Linked DNA regions of Homo sapiens: region 2 is linked to region 1. A link is a loop called in an ENCODE intact Hi-C map of the cell type or tissue named here. Cell type or tissue: adrenal gland. All regions are shown on one strand. Links, peaks and the distances in the headings refer to the core of each region. The heading gives the core; the rest is flanking DNA.

Region 1 (8,339 bases), core at 9-8,008:
TTTTCCTGGCTCTTCTTGAGCTAGGACTTTGAGCCTTTGTGTCTCAGCCGAAGTGTCATCTCAGCAAGGTCTTCCCCTCCCACCTTATCTAAGAGATGTCTTGCTTGTTTTTCTCCATGATAGCACCCTGCTTATATCTTTCTCAGCACTGATCAGGGTCTGCAATTATATTTAGTAGCTTCGTTAATTATCACCTGTCGCTTATTAGAATGACAGCTCTACCAGGTGGTGGCATTATCTCTCTTGCTCACTGCTGTATCCCAGCTTCTGTAATAGTGTCTGGCACATAGTAGGTGCTCGGAAATAATTACTGAATAATGAATGAGCAGTGTGCTAGGTGCTAGAGATAGAAGTATAACAGTCTTAACCCTGTGGGAGCTGAATATCAAAGAATAAAGAGGCAGTGATAAGTACTATATTACAGGACAAACCACACAAAGCTGTGGGAGCACATAGGAAGGGTGCCAAATCGGTCTTTGCTGGATAAGAGGGTGTGATACAGTGGTCAGGGAGGGCTTCCTGGAGGAAGAAGGAAGTGCCGAGTAAGCCTCAGTCGGAGGCACCCATGGGATTTAGAGGGTAGAAGAAGAAGAAACAATGGACTCAAAGACTTGGAGGCTAGTGATTGCTTTGAAGACTTCTGGAATTGCATCGTTATTTGAATAATGATGATTATATCAGACATCCTCAATCCCAACAAAAGCATTGTACCTTCTTTAGAGCAAATATTATATGGCTTTATGAACATGGAATAAAATTCATAAATAATAGATACCAATTTTAAAAAATTATAAAGGAGAAATAAAAGGAAAGTAATAAATTATATAGTAAATTGAATACTCTTCTTAAGTCAATGCTCAGGGATGACTGCTCTGGAAGGCGTGAGGAAGTAAGTGCTTGCACCTCTCTGTATAAACCCCATGAGTGAGGCAGCTGTAGACTGTGACTGGTGTAGGTATATGGTATTGGCAGTGTGAAAAGCATGTTATCTGTGACGTGGTTTTCTAAAAGGGCTTCAAGCATAATCACAAAAGACATAATCTCAAGTGCCATAATCCCAAATGTTGAAATCCCTAAAAATTCAGTTCCAAAAGTCTAAATCCCTAAAGTGTAAAATCCTGAAAATCACAGTCGTAGGATATAGCTGCATGTTAGGCCAGCTCTTGTGGACTGTCTCTGTTCAAATGCCCATAATCTATTCCTGCAATACACTTTTTCTTATATCAGATTTTTAAAGTTTTTTTTTTACTATTTTAAATTGTCCGCATTATTATTATTATTATTATTATTATTATTATTATTATTTTTAAGGCAGAGTCTCACTCTGTTGCCCAGGGTGGAGTGCAGTGGCGCCATCTCGGCCTACTGCAACCTCCGCCTCCCGGGCTCAAGCGATTTTTCTGCCTCAGCCTCCCAAGTAGATGGAATTACAGGCATGCACCACCACGCCCTACTAATTTTTTTGTAGTTTTAGTAGAGGCAGCATTTCACCATGTTGGCCAGGCTGGTCTCGAACTCCTGACCTCAAGTGATCCACTGCCTCGGCCTCCCAAAGTGCTGGGATTATAGGGGTGAGCCACCGTGCTCAGCCCTGTCAGCATTATTTTTTACAATTCACTATGCTATGTGTTTAATCTTCGCATCATTTTCAATATTGGAGATTTAAATGGTGTGGCGACTAACATTAAAGAGTTCTGATTCATTTTATGCATTCTTTTGCAAGTTTAACTTCATGAAAGTGCATTGTTACAACTTGACGTGAATATGTGAAAACATGGGAACTTCCCCTGCAAATAAAGGGATGTTCTTCCTCGATGAATGAAGAGATGTTTGTGTTTGTGAAAGATAAAATTACTTGAGCTCTCAGCTCTTTGGGCGACTGCATATCCAGTGGTGACCCTCTGTGGTTTTGATCGATCTTGTGAAAAGACTCAGGTTGCTGGTCATGGTATTTCAGATGACTGCAGTATGAGCTTGGTGCACACAATCACCAACCATAGTGATACACGATTTTACATTTCCCTTTTTGACCTATTTCTTTATGGTTAATCTGCGCATAATCCCTGTGACCATTGTTAGTATACCTGAGTATTTATGCTTGCAAAAATATGTATGTTACTATTCCCCATTTTATTGTATAAAATGGCCTGTGAAGTGTTCTGTTGTGTTTTTATATGTTTCTCAAATCCTCTTTTAAAAATATCAATCTCTTTTAAAGAATTTTAAAATTATTTTTTCCGGAATTATATTTTGGGGATTTTGGTCTTTTTTGACCTTTGGGGATTTTAACATTTGGGATTATGGCATTCAGGATTGTTGTGCCTTTTGGGATTATGATCGTATCTTTTTCCAAAATAATCAGCAGTTCTTAATTATATTATGAATAATGCAAAGTACACTCTTTTCTTTCTTAAGTAGTACTTGCACGTTTGGAAAATTTATTAATAGTATTAATAAAACCATGGAAAGCTGTGATTTCTGTTGATATGTAAAATGGAGTGGGGTGCTAGGTTCAGGTAATTACAGATACCCCCAGGCTGGAATGCAGTGATGCCATCATGGCTCACTGCAGCCTTGACAACCTGAGCTCAAACGATCCTCCTGCCTTAGCCTCCCAGAGTGCTAGGATTATAGGCATGGACTACTGCGCCCAGCCGACAGATAACTTTTTAACTTATGTGAATATCCAGCTGGACATACAATTGTATGGGATAAATGATGGTTCATCCTTGCATAGGATTGTAACATGCGTTCACTTTACCCAGCATCCCTAGCTCCTGTCCACTGAACATCAGTAGCACCCTCTTCCAGTCACTGCAGCAATCCATAATCTCCTCAAAGTCTGTGCTGGGAACATGGGAATCTAGTTGAATAGGTGGGGAAGGTTGGTCAGTCCTGCATGTATGTATATTTAGTGCATATGCCCATAGGGGGCTATCTTTCTGGAGGGTCTATGTGTCTTTAGTTGTCCTCACTTTGCTTTTCTGGTATAAAGATCATTTTGTTCAGTGAGATCTTATTAATACATCTCCAACTCTTTCCTCTCCTATACTTTTTACCACAGGGGTTGTAAATTCAGATTCCTCTTGGCCATACGGGAAATCAACAGGAATAAAGTGGGCTTGGTGGGTAGTGTTGCCAAGTGGAGAGTCCCATGGGTGGGTCTGGAGGGGCAGCTCTACTTCCCTACTGTCACTGCTTGGGAATGTGGGCTGAGAGCTGCTGCCACGTCTTCCACTTTTTAAGAGAAGATAAAAATCCATGCTTTTAGTGTAGTATCTCAATTTTAAAAAGATGTTGGGAACTAATTCAATTAAGGCTTGAAATATACACTCAACACCAAAAGAAATGGCTCAGGCTGGATGTGGTTCTTCAGCCCCATTTGCAACCTGTGCTCTATATGTTATGTTTCATCAGCAAGTCCTTTCGACACTCCTTCCTATGAATGAACTGTGAAGAAAACAGCATGGTTGAAAAAAGTTCAATCATAAGGTGATCAAAAATGGTCAACTCCTTATTAAAAAGAAAAAAGAGAAAAACAGAAATCTCTCTCATGCTGTTTATGTTTTTAAAAAATAAAAAAGGAAGCCAGTTCTTTTCCCTGATTTAAGATTACTGATGTGACTTTCAGGTCTTTTTTTTTTTTTTTTTTTTTTTTTTTTGAGATGGGGTCTTGCTCTATTGCCAGGCTGGAGTGTAGTGGCACGATCTCAGCTCACTGCAACCTCCACCTCCCGGGTTCAAGCGATTTCCCTGCCTTAGCGTCCTGAGTAGCTGGGACTTCAGGGGTGCGTCACCACGCCCGGCTAATTGTTTGTATTTAGTAGAGACGAGGTTTCACCATTTTGGCCAGGATGGTCTCGATCTCCTGAACTCATGATCCACCTGCCTTGGCCTGCCAAAGTGCTGACATTACAGGCATGAGCCACTGGGCCCGGCCTCAGGTCTTGAATGTTGACTTTGTGCTTCACTTTCTGCAGTTCCTACTTTCCTACTTAGCTGGAACTTTTCCCCCTAGTGTCTTAAAGTTATCTACATATTTCATTCAATTTACATTCCCACCAGCCAATACGATGTTGTATTTTGGACAGCCACTTTGCCTTTGGAACTGATGGCCAGTCTCCAGTGGGTTTTCATTTTTATTTTTCTCAACTACTATGCAGCACCCCAATCAGAAGTCAGACTATTTTAAATTAATGCCATTTAAGGAATTAGTTGTCTAGACCACTTGACTTCCTTTTGACTAGGATGAGCAACATCAACAGCACTTTGAAGGAGAGTGACATCTAGTGGCTGGATACTGTCTATGCTTTTTCCTTCTGCAGGAATAACTGGATTTTGACTCTCTTGGTCATGTTTTCCTAAGGGTCTCTTGACAAAATGAGCTTCTTCCCATCCGCAAATCACATAAATTTCTTCTAAAGGCCATTACTACTGTTTTCTGACAGCAGCATAGCTGTTACCTTGAAACAAGCACCTACATTGTTTTGTTCTGAGAAATGATTACTTAAGTCACAGCTTTGACCAGCTAGGAAGAGCTAGAGGAGTGACAGGTCCTTATTGTCTGGGTACTACATTGCTTGTTTTTAGAAGCCTTGCTTCAATATCGCATTACATGATTCAGAGCTTGTTGACTTTAACAAAATAACCTTTCCTTACTGTTTCAGTCACCTTTCTATTGTCATTCGATAATAGTTTCTCTGTTGCTGAAATAAAATAACAGGTGGCTATGATGGGGCAGACCTTGATGTTGCTTAGGGAACATGGTGAATAATAGTGGTGGAACCATTTCATAGAGTGTTTTTTTTCCCCTTAGAAATTAAAAACAGCCCGCAACCCATTATTCAAGGGAAAAGAGTAATAGATATTTAAATTATCAGGATTTTAAAGTAATGAAAAGGTAACACATTTAAGATGCCTTTTTCTTTTTTTTTTGAGACAGTCTCACCACTCTATCACCCACGCTGGTGTGCAGTGACATGTTCCCGGCTCACTGCAGCCTCAGCCTCCTGAGCTTAAGTGATCCTCCCACCTCCCTGCCCAGTAGCTGGGACCACAGGCACACACCACCATGCCTGGCTAATTTTTGTATTTTTTGAAGAGTTGGGGTTTTGCCACATTGCCCAGGCTGGTCTTGAACTCCTGAGCTGAAGCAATCCACCCACCTCGGCCTCCCAAAGTGCCAGGATTACAGACATGAGCCATGGCATGACTTTAAAAAATTCAGAGTACCTGACACAGAGACATGATGAAGGTGTTTTTGAAGAAACTACACACTTGTATTTTAGGAGGAGTATTCCAAAATCTGTGAGTAGGAAAAGCAAAAAAATATTAATTGATGTGATTCGTAAATTGTGTTCCTCAAAGATAACCTTGGGTTTTATTTTGATGTTTTCCCTACTCTCCTACCCCCTATTCTGTTCCTGTGTCTCCACATTTTAAAGTATCAACAGGAGTGTGCTATTCACTTCCCTTTCTTGTTGCCCAGGCTGGAGTACAGTGGTGCGATCTTGGCTCACTGCAACCTCCACCTCCTGGGTTCAAGTGATTCTCCTGCCTCAGCTTCCTGAGTAGCTGGGATTACAGGCATGCACCACCACACCTGGCTAATTTTTGGGGGTATTTTTAGTAGAAACGGGGTTTGGCCATGTTGGCCAGGCTGGTGTTGAACCCCTGACTTCAGGTGATCTGCCCGCCTCAGCCTTCCAAAGTGCTAGGATTACAGGCGTGAGCCACCGTACCTGGCCTCTATCCTCATTTTTAATGGCTACACGGTTACTTCCTTGTTTGGCAGTACTGTCATTTTAGATAAGCAGCCTCTATGGGCAGACGTTAGGTAGGGAGTGATATTCAGGATCTTGACAACATTTGCCATTCTGAAAAAAGTTGTATGGCCTTGTGCATATGCCAGGTTGTCCTCTTAGGAGAAACTCCTAGAAGTGGAATTGTTAAGTCAATGTTATGTTGAGTGAAAAGTTTTTTGGTCAATATTGCCTGAGTATCCTTTAGAAAGGTGCTAACTCAGTAAAGGTACTAATTCAATATCTTTCTTTTTTTGTGGTGGGGACGGAGTCTCACTCTGTCGCCCAGGCTGCAGTGCAGTGGCACGATCTCGGCTCACTGCAAGCTCCACCTCCCGGGTCCACCCCTTTCTCCTGCCTCAGCCTCCCGAGTAGCTGGGACTACAGGTGCCCGCCACCACGCCCGGCTAATTTTTTGTATTTTTTTTTTAGTAGAGACGGGGTTTCCCTGTGTTAGCCAGGATGGTCTCGATCTCCTGACCTTGTGATCTGCCCGCCTCGGCCTCCCAAAGTGCTGGGATTACAGGCATGAGCCACTGCGCCCAGCCAAAAGGTGCTAACTCAGTATCTCACAGTGAGGGCCCATTCTTGGAATGTACTTGAGGGATTTAACCAACCAGATCTCATTCTTTCTGAGGGTAGAAACAGCCTTGATCAGTGGCCTGTAGTGTTTGTACCTTGTTACCTTTTCATCTACCTTATTGCCTTGCCTCCTGTTGAACCTAAAAAGAATCATGGATAGTTTTGTCTAAATACCAGACTTGGGTTTGTTTGTTTTTTTGTTTGTTTGCTTGCTTTTTTTTTTTGAGGCTGGAATGCAATGGCATGATCTCAGCTCACTGCAACCTCTGCCTCCTGGGTTCAAGTGATTCTCCTGCCTCAGCCTCCCGAGCAGCTGGGATTAGAGGCATTCGCCACCATGCCCAGCTAATTTTGTATTTTTAGTAGAGATGGGGTTTCTCCATGTTGGTCAGGCTGGTCTCGAACTCCCGACCTCACGTGATCCGCCCAAAGTGCTGGGATTACAGGCATGAGCCACCGCGCCTAGCCCAGACTTGGTTTTGTGAGGGGATTTATATAAAAACTAACATGTGAACTGAAATGAATTAAATTTGATATTTGTGCATTTAGAAAAGAAATGGGAAGTTTTCTCCTTAATGAGAACTTATAGGAAAAGTGAATTCTTAAAATGGTCCATAAGCTTAATACATTTAGTGCTAATTCAGTGGTGATGTGAAGGCTCAGGCATCATTAAACTTTATAACAGAATTAAAATAGTATTAACTCTTAGTTTAACAGAGTTTTGACAAAGTTTTAGATGTGATATTTGAGAATGTCTTATTTATCTGTTTTTGAGATGGAGTCTCTGTCACCCAGGCTAGAGTGCAGTGGTACTATCTCAGCTCTTTGCAACCTCCGCTTCCCGGGTTCCAGTGATTCTCCTGCCTCAGCCTCCCAAGTAGCTGGGACTACAGGCGCCCGCCACCATGCCCAGCTAATTTTTGTATTTTTAGTAGAGACAGCGTTTCACCATGTTTGCCAGACTGGTCTCAAACTCCTGACCTCAGGTGATCCGCCTGCCTCGGCCTCCCAGAGTGCTGGGATTACAGGCATGAGCCACCACTCCTGGCCAAGAGTATCTTTCTTTTAAGAGAAGTCTTTAGATATTTATTCTCCAATGTTGTTTTAATTTTCTGTTCTTCTCTTGCCTTTCATATGTCTTTTGACAAATGACTATGCTCTTTAGAGCTGCTCGTGTTTAATTAGTCTTTAATGTGGAATATGCCTTCTTGATGGTTAATTTGACATTTCTTTCTAGATGAACCAGTAACCATTGCGTTGCTGTTGTTATACTGTACTTATTCTAAGCATAGGTAGAAACATAATATTAGCATTTCTTAAACTGAAGCCATTGGACATTCTTGAGAGTAAGGGGAATGCTCATGAGCAGTTTTTCTCTTAAAGATGAGCTCTTTGATCATTTGAGTCCAAGAAATGCTACTTAAGAACTCTCTAAAGGTGAATCCTTTCAGCTTGGGCTTTGAACAGAGAAAAACCATATTTGCATGTTGGAAAATGTTATATTTTATTTTACTGAATCCATTGAGTTTTTTCCCTTTGATATTTTCCCCCTCTTGAGTTTGCAGTCAGTGTTAGCTGAGAACTCTTAAGCAGAAAGAACAAATGGCTCTCCGCAAAGAATAAGCCTTCATTCCAAATGGATGCAGTCCAATGTTATGTTTGGAAGACTACCTGCAGAACCTGTGGGTACTGTAGAAATCTCTGAAGGGAGTGTAAGCTCAGGTGTGAAATTAGGGAGAACAAGAGGTGGGAGGCTGCTAAGGAGAGTATTTATGCAGAGGAAAGAAAAGGTTCAGGAGGACTGTGCTGAGGGCAACTTGCATGCCAAAGATTGCCACGTTGCAAGCACTGGTATTATTTCTGAATGTGTCTTGCACCCAGTGGATTTTATCCTTGTGTCACTGAGAATAGCAGACTGGTAACTAATTCCAAAAGAGAGAGAGGGAAGTTTTGAAT
Region 2 (8,339 bases), core at 37-8,036, 160 kb before region 1:
CCTCAGCCAGGTTATACTGAAACTTGACCCTGGCTATAACCTGGCAGCCACAAGAGGATGTAGAGGCACTTTCTTGGGGGTGGGAGGCTGTTGTTTTTAAGCAGGAAAAAAAAAAAGTTCTGGTATATGCAGTATTTTCCACATGTGGAAACTACTGGTTCTCAGTAGGGAGGCTACCTCTGCGAGCTCCCTCTGGGGTCCCAAAGGAGTCTGCAGAGCCACATTTCACAGGGCCATCCACCTAGATGTCCCTGCCTCACTTTTCAGGTTCCAGGCCCCATGTTTTTCCAACCAGATTCCTGAATTTAGCATAGGAGATCTACTTTGGCTGAGCATCCAAACATCTGTGGTGGAACTCTGGGTTCTGCCGCTCAGCTGGGTCTGCTCTTGCACGGCAGGAGAAGACTTCTTTGCAAACTACCAAAGAGACCCTCTGGCTCTCACACTTGGTTCTCAGCTGTTTATTAACTGCTCTCAGTTTCTCATTATCCCTTGTAGAGAGGGTCAGTGCAGCTTGGTAATAACCAGCCAATTCCATTATCCTTGCATTCATTGTTCCTCTACACTTTTCAAACTCCTGAGTCAGCATGCTGGCACAGGCGTTCCTTTTCACCTGGACATTTTCCCAGGTCACTGCCAGTAACATTTTTAGCAGCTGGGCCTTGTGCCCAAAAATAATCAAACCCCACTCAAGATGGGATCCTTATCACCAGGCAGGCAGTGAGTGACCCAGTCCCCAAACTCCACTTTACCACCTGCTTTCTCAGACTACTCACACTACCAATTGTGTCAGTGTGGTTCCTCTTAAAAAGAGATGCCAAGATGTCATTAAAAATGCAAGAGAAAGCCAGGCATGGTGGTGCACCTGTAGTTGCAGTTGAGCCCAGGAGTTCAAAGCCAACCTGGGTAACCGCGAGATCTCACCTCTAAAAAGAAAAAGAAAAGAAAAAAAAACATTAAAAAGGAAAAAAAGGAAAAAAAAAGAGAGAAAAAAGGAGAAAAAGAGAAAAAAGGAAAAGAAAAAAAAAGAATAAAAAAAAAGAAAAAGAAATGCAAGAAATCCTATGGGGTTGGGGGGAGGGTCACACCTGTGAAACCCCAAGGAGAGAGGGAATAGGAAGGAATCAGAAGGGAAAGCCTCCAAACTGAATACAAGTCCTACCTGTGGAAGGAGGGAGGCAGGAAGGAACATGGAGGAGGAAAAGCCTCTGAGTCTGGTACTGCACTGAGAAAGTCTAGTCCAGGTCAACCAGAAGTCCAGAGCAAAGGCTTCTTATTAGAGGAGTTATGCATTGAGCCAAAATGGTGAACCCTATTCTTCCCACCAGGTTCAATCATTTGTTGGAGCTGCCCAGGAAGAGCGTGGCCTCAGTTGGAACACTGGCCAATCCTACAAGAGCTCTGCTGTGGGCTCTCCATTGACTGTACACCTTGAGGCAGGTTCTGTCTTGAAGAGCAATCTCAGCACATACTCCCGGGCTGCCACACTGTGGCCAAGAAGGTCCTCCATGATCTAGCCCCTGCCTTCCTTTCTGATCTCTTCTTCCATCAAATTGTCCTTTGCTCACCATGCTCTGGCCATGGTATCCTTCTTACTGCTCCTGGAACACATCAAGCACAGCCCTACCTCAGGGTCTTTGTACTTGCTGTTCCTTCTACCTGCAATATCCTACTTTTTTCAAAGCTGGCTCTTTCTTGTCATGCAGGTCTCAGTACAAACCTTATCTCCTCAGAGGAACCTTCCCTGATTCTCAAATGCAAAATAACCCTTTCCCATTCTGCTCTTTTACCTCACCTCCTTTATTGTCTTTATAGCTCTTGTCACTATCTGAAATGATTTCTTTTGTTCCTCTGTCTCCCCATGGGGGCAGCTATAGCATCTTCAGGATTCAATGCTGTAACCTCAATGGCTAGAACAACACTTGGTATGTATAAGTGCTAAGTAAATATTTACTGAATGAATGAATATATCATCCAATGAATAAAAACCTTCATGGTCTTGGTCCAAGTAGAAACTTGCTGCCTGACAGTGTTATACTCACATAGACATTTGAAATGTGGCTTTCCATTTTTACATCCAGGAGGGTTATACTCACATAGACATTTGAAATGTGGCTTTCCATTTTTACATCCAGGAGGGCCTGCAAGATGGATATAATAGTACCCAAGGATTGTATGAAGATTCTCATTAATTCATTAGACAAGTGTTTATTGAGTGTCAACTAGTAGCCAAGCACTATTCCAGGCACTGAGAATACATCAGTGAAAAAAAAACAGAAAAGAATTCTTGCCCTTGTGAAAATGACATTAAATAACTTAAACCATGTGACATACAACATTGCTTGGTGCATAAGAATAGCTCAAGAGTTTTTAGTTATGATTATTTCTATTGTCAACCCATTTAATATCTAAACTGAGCATTTCAAAGTATTTTAAAAAAAAAAAAAAAGGACACCTTCCTCTATACTTAGAGAGTAAAAGAGAGAAGTCCAAATAATTAGAGGTAGAAAAAAATTTTTCATATGGTTCTTTCTTTGGACTGTCTTTGGAGCCCTTTATTGGTGAAATTATCTGATTGGAAAGCCTATTAATTTAGGCTTTTTAGTTTTACTAGTTTGCACTGTAGTTTGTGCTGTGGAGAAAGTTATGTACAGAGAATGTTTCGTTTTGGTTTGTTCATTTCCTCTTTTCTTTTTCTTTTTTTCTTTTTTTTTTTTTTTTGAGACGGAGTCTCGCTCTGTCGCCCAGGCTGGAGTGCAGTGGCGTGATCTCTGCTCACTGCAAGCTCCGCCTCCCGGGTTCACGCCATTCTCCTGCCTCAGCCTCCCGAGTAGCTGGGACTACAGGCGCCCGCCACCACGCCCGGCTAATTTTTGTATTTTTAGTAGAGATGGGGTTTCACCGTGTTAGCCAGGATGGTCTCGATTTCCTGACCTCGTGGTCCACCTGCCTCGGCCTCCCAGAGCGCTGGGATTACAGGCGTGAGCCACCGCGCCCCGCCCCCTTTTCTTTTTCAAATGCTTCTGGTCTTACTTTCCCCACTCCTTGAAAGCACTGGGGTGGGGGTGGAGGGCATGGGGAAAGACTTCCTTAAAGAAAATGCAAAGAAAAGATACATTTTAAGAATACACAGGACAGAAGCTGCAGACAACAGAAAGATTAGTTTCAGAAGGCACTGGCACATTGTGAAAAACAGAACCAGGAGTTGGCTTAGAGGCTGCAGCAGCTCTGGGACCTCAGCAGCGGACTTTCTTGAACTTCACTCTGCTGCTCTCCTGGTTCACTCCCCAGCTCTCCAAGGTCTGCTTTTCCCTGCACACTTATTTTTTCTCTTCCAGTTGGCTTGCCTTCCTCCCCCCTCCTCGTTGTCTTTTTGTCATTGTTGTTTTTGGCTTCACAGCTTCTGCTTAGTCACAGTTCCCGTTCCCAGCATGTTCCTGACCCTTCATGGCCTCAATGCTACTGCACAGCCTCATTCAGCATCACTGTTTCCCCATTCACCTGCCACAAAGGGGAAGCCTGGTTTGCCCAGCTCCTCTTTCTCTCACCACAAGACACCATAGACCAATAGGAAGCCTATGCTTTAGCTGCATTTGAGTCACGTAGCTATTTCTGGTCCAATCAGTTGCAATTGGGTCAGGCAAACCTGTAGCTTGCATCAGACTCACTTAGGGGCCTTCTTAAAGCAATGATTGCTGGGGATGCCACCATATTCAGTACGTCTTGGGTGGGACCCAAAAATTCACATTTCTGACAAGCTCCAAGATGATGCTAATCCATACATTTTGCAAACTACTGCGTTCACAAAATAAGCCACTAGTTCTACCCCTTACTACCTGTGCTGGGTGGGGCACTTTTCTCTTAGCAATGCTAGCAGCATTACAGGCATTGTGATGGACAACTCCAGTACAGCCTGTAATTATTCTCCTCCAAACTTACCGTTTGTCTTCCTGATGTTCCTGGGCAGTGGTGTTTGGAGAGAAGGGTGAGAAGTAGCCAGAACGGCACCAAAAGAAATTTAGAGCAAGTGAAAGATGCTTTATGTGCCTTTGGAAAGAGAGAGGAAGAAATAATAGAAGAAATCACAGTCATGAGTCTCTTTTAGAGCCTAGATATCACAATGTTTGAAGTCAGATAAAATGAGGGAGAAAAATGGTTCCCAACTTTTTCACAAATGAGAGCTCAATTGTAGAGAGGAGATATATATGTCTTTGTATATATATATATTTCAGATGTTCATTCAATAGCAGTTTTACGTTTAGGGTTCTTTTTTTTAGAAAATGGAATGTCAAGATGCTGCTGTGAGGCAGTCCATTAGCAAAGGAAACTGCATATTAAATCACATCAGAAGCACCTGTATATATTTGAAGGTACAAATATACATCACCTTTTCAGACCTCAGCTAGTGCTTAACATAGGAGTGAACTCTCAATCCTTGTAATTACTCTGTGGTTTCCCAGGGATGTGTGACTAAGGGGATCCCCTAAGGTGGCTTAGGGGTTCAGTGAGGAAGTAACTTCTTTCCAGGAAGACTTACTTCTACTTAGAGCAGTCTTGACTAGTGTAATACAAAGAGTCCTAGAGTTAGAGTCAAAGACTGGACTTTGGGTCCTGGAATTTATTTAGGGGACTTTAGGTTTAGTCACAAAGCTTCTGTAAGCCTGAGTTTCTTCTTCTTGCCTACTTCATAACAGTGCTCCATTGAAATCAAGTAGGCAGTTATAAGAAGGAAAATAAACACTAGATGAGATTATTATGGTATTACTTTGCTTATAAGACAAATTTCCATCCTAGTTTATGGTTCTGAAATCTAGACGTATTTTTTGAGCTATGGATGCCTATAATGTGGTAGTACTTCCTCTTCCCTAAAAAAAAAAATGTTTTTAAAGCAGAGGTTTATATTTTAGCAAATGGTCTTGGAACAAAGGAAAAATGGCTTTATATATTCCTCTAATTGATAAATAATATATGAATTCATTATCTCTTTTTTTCCTGTCTCACCTGTAAATATGCCACCTTACATGGTAAAAAGGACTTTGCAGATATGATTCAGTTAAGGTCCTTGAGATGGGGAGATAACCTGGATTATCCTGAAGGTCTCAACGTCATCACAAGAGTCCTTATAAGCAGGAGAACCCCTCCTGGCTGTGGTCAGCAAGATGCAACAATGTGGTCAGAAAGCATGGAACAATGGTCAGAAACATGCAACATTGTTGGTTTTGCACATGGAGGAAGGAAGCCAAGGGCCAAGGAATGTGGGTGGCTGTCACAAGCTGGGCAAGGCAAAGGAACATTTTCCTCTAGAGCCCCCAGAAAGGAACACAACCCTGATAACACTTTGATTTTGGCCTAATGAGCCTCAGATTGGACTTCTGACCTATGAAACTGTAAGATAATACATTTGTATTGTTTAAGCAACTAAGTTTGTGATCATTTGTAATGGCAGCAAGGGGAAACTAATCCAAATATTTCAGTTCCACCATCATCACTAGGTGCAGGCTGGAATTCAGAGGCAAAAGGGTCAATAGATGTGTGCCCTCCATCCTCTTGGCATCCTTTGGGGAGTCAGGTAATGTGCTTTGGCTATGACACAGCTGGACCACAGTGGGACTGTGACCAGAGGAGGGACTCTGCCCCTCAACCTCTCACCATGCTCCCTTTTTGCCAGGAAAGTGGGAGAGTGGTCTTGCATGGGGTAGAGGTGGTGATAACCATTTGGGGCTCAGGCACAGATAGTCTGAGTTCAGATGTCAGCGTTAATGGGAATTTTGAGAAATGCTAACTGTCCTGACTTGGAGATACCAGGGGAGTCTCTGAAACACCATGGGGTTCTCAGCCCTCCCACTGAGAGATAGGAAACCTCGGGTCCCAGCAAGTTCCTGGCCAAAAACACAAAGTTTTTGGAGTCATTTCCCAGACAATCTTTATAGTTCTCTGGTTACATGTGTGGTCTTTGTGCATGTAAAGCATAGCAAGGTGCAATTAATTCTCTAACTTCAGCATCCATCAATCACCTGGAGGGCTGGTTGGAACATAGATTGCTGGTCCCCACCCTGGGAATTTCTAATTCAGTAGATTTGAGGTGCAGGTTGAGAATTTGTTTTTTGTTTGTTTGTTTTTTTTTAAAGACAGAGTCTCACTTTGTCACAGAGGCTAAAGTACAGTGGCACAGTCATAGCTCACTGTGCAGCCTTATGCACAACTAATTTTTAAAAATTTTTTTACAGAGATGGAGAGTCTCATTCTGTTGCCTGGGCTGGTCTTGAACTCCTGGCCTCAAGCAGTCCTCCTGCCTTGACCTCCCAAAGAGCTGGGATTACAGGTGATGAGCCACTGCCCAGTCCAAGAATTTGCATTTCTTTCAGTTTCCCAGGTAGTGCTGATTTGCTGCTGGTCTGAGGACTACCATTTGAGCACCATGGAAATAGTGGATAAGAGTTTAGGATTCAGGCCATCCTTGCTGCTTCCAGGTTGAATGATCTTGGGCGGCTTACTTAAATTTTGGAATTCTTAATTTTCTTCATCTATCAAATAGAGTAAATAAAACCCGCCTCCTAGGATTGTGATGAGGATTAAATATGATGATCTATGTGAAGGACTTAGCACATAGTAAGACCTTAATAGTTTCTATTATAATGTGTTACCATTATTATAATTAATGACAAGTTCTTAAGTAGCGTACAAGGCACCCAGAGGCACACCCATGGATAAGCCAACAGGGATGATAAATGTCCGCTCACAAACCGCTCACCTCACAACAGTGAGAGCTTTCTCCAAGTCTCCTGCCCATGGAATGTCATTTAACTTTGTAACTCAAAGGACTCCCAGAGGAAAGAGTCTGAATATAATGCTTTACCCACAAAACAGAATGAAGAGGAAGCAGAAAATTTTCAAATATTTTGTGAAAATTTGTCGAACAATAGAAAGAGGAAACTCATTTGGGTGTGATGCAATGGCTACAGAAATGAATAGACGTAAACTGGGCCAGGAGCAAACTAATTTGGAAATAATTTCGGAGAAGAAAAAGGAACTATGCCATGCTCTTTCCTCTGGGAAATCTGACAAGAAAGTAAGAACTGGGTTTTTTTCTCCTCCTTGTTCTGGGATAATTGGTATTATCATTATGTGAAAAAAGAAAAAGCCACCTGAAGGACCCCATTTTCCTTCCACTATGAGGAGTTCATTCTCTGGATCACAGCAGCAGCAGAACAGGGTAGGTCACTGGGAAACTAGGACAGGCTTGTGATCTCCCCCATGGAAAAGTGTCTCTTTCCTGGTGACAATTGGGCATATCAATGGACAATAACCCAGTGGAATAAAACTCTACTGTAATAAACAGTGAATTTATTATAACATAACATATAATACACTAAGTAGCATTAGGACTTTAATCATGCCTTTTGTTTAAAAAAATTTTTTTAAATAAAGAACTAGGCTGGGTGCAGTGGCTCCCGCCTATAATCTCAGCACTTTGGGAGACCAAGGCAGGTGGATCACCTGAGGTCAGGAGTTTGAGACCAGCCTGGCCAACATGGTAAAAGCCCGTCTCTACTAAAAATACAAAATTTACAAAATACAAAAATTAGCCAGGTGTGGTGGCACGCGTCTGTAGTCCCAGCTACTCTGGAGGCTGAGGCATGAGAATCCTTGAACCCTGGAGGTGGAGGTTGCACTGAGCCAAGATTGCGCCACTGCACTCCGGCCTGGATGTGTCTCAAAAAATGAATGAAAGAATGAATGAATGAATAAATAAATAAATAACTGGTAAAGCGAATAGATAGAAAAGTTTGCTAAATTTATTTAGTAGTTTAAATCCCAGTAATCTGAGAGTCAACAGACTGAACTCAAGCCTGGGGTCAGGAAGCTCAGCCTCTCATCCCAGCATAGTCTGTCTTTGGTTGTGTGATCTGGAAGGCTCTTCAGGTGTCAGTTCCTTATCAGTGCAAGAAGGGATTGAGTAGATCACTAACATTTCTACAATTTTCATTATCAAGCATCCTTTTATAAATGTCACTTTTCAATCAAAAGACTTCGCATTGCGAATAACTTTGTATAACCAGCTATTTAATTAAGTATCTTTGCTTGCAAGGAGTAAAGACACATTAATAAAAATAGACTGTAGTATTAATTAATAATAGTTCTCATTTATTGGTACTTACTATGTGCTGAGCACTTAGATTTCATGTGGTTCTTTCAACAATCCTATGAAGGAAGTTCTATCATGATGCCAGTTGGACAGATTAGGGGAGCGAGGCTCAGAGAGTTTAAATGACTTGCCCAAGTCAGAAGGCTAGTAGGTGGTGTGGTAAACTGAGGTTTGAATGTGGGTCTTGAACCTC

Evidence for each region. A loop is a pair of places that touch in the nucleus more often than their neighbours do. Peaks named below come from ENCODE experiments on the same cell type or tissue, not always from the same donor. Only the 100,000 strongest peaks of a DNase experiment are listed, where the experiment ranks them.
Region 2: a loop joins it to region 1, with 2.3 times the contacts of the local background. A loop is called at or near these places in 14 of 110 quality-filtered maps.

The regions. Positions count from the first base shown.
Region 1 is chr3:4,629,296-4,637,634 of GRCh38, forward strand. The region is part of intron 5 of ITPR1 (inositol 1,4,5-trisphosphate receptor type 1); the gene reads left to right. Among named protein-coding and RNA genes, the nearest start is that of EGOT, 120 kb to the right of the region's middle. In adrenal gland, for the core only: a CTCF peak has its summit at 4,297 (motif pointing left); no DNase peak of the experiment used is centred there.
Region 2 is chr3:4,471,505-4,479,843 of GRCh38, forward strand. No RefSeq gene overlaps it. Among named protein-coding and RNA genes, the nearest start is that of SUMF1, 8.4 kb to the left of the region's middle. RefSeq lists a silencer at 3,593-3,642. In adrenal gland, for the core only: no CTCF peak of the experiment used is centred there; a DNase peak (open chromatin) is centred at 3,511; H3K27ac peaks cover 1,013 bases.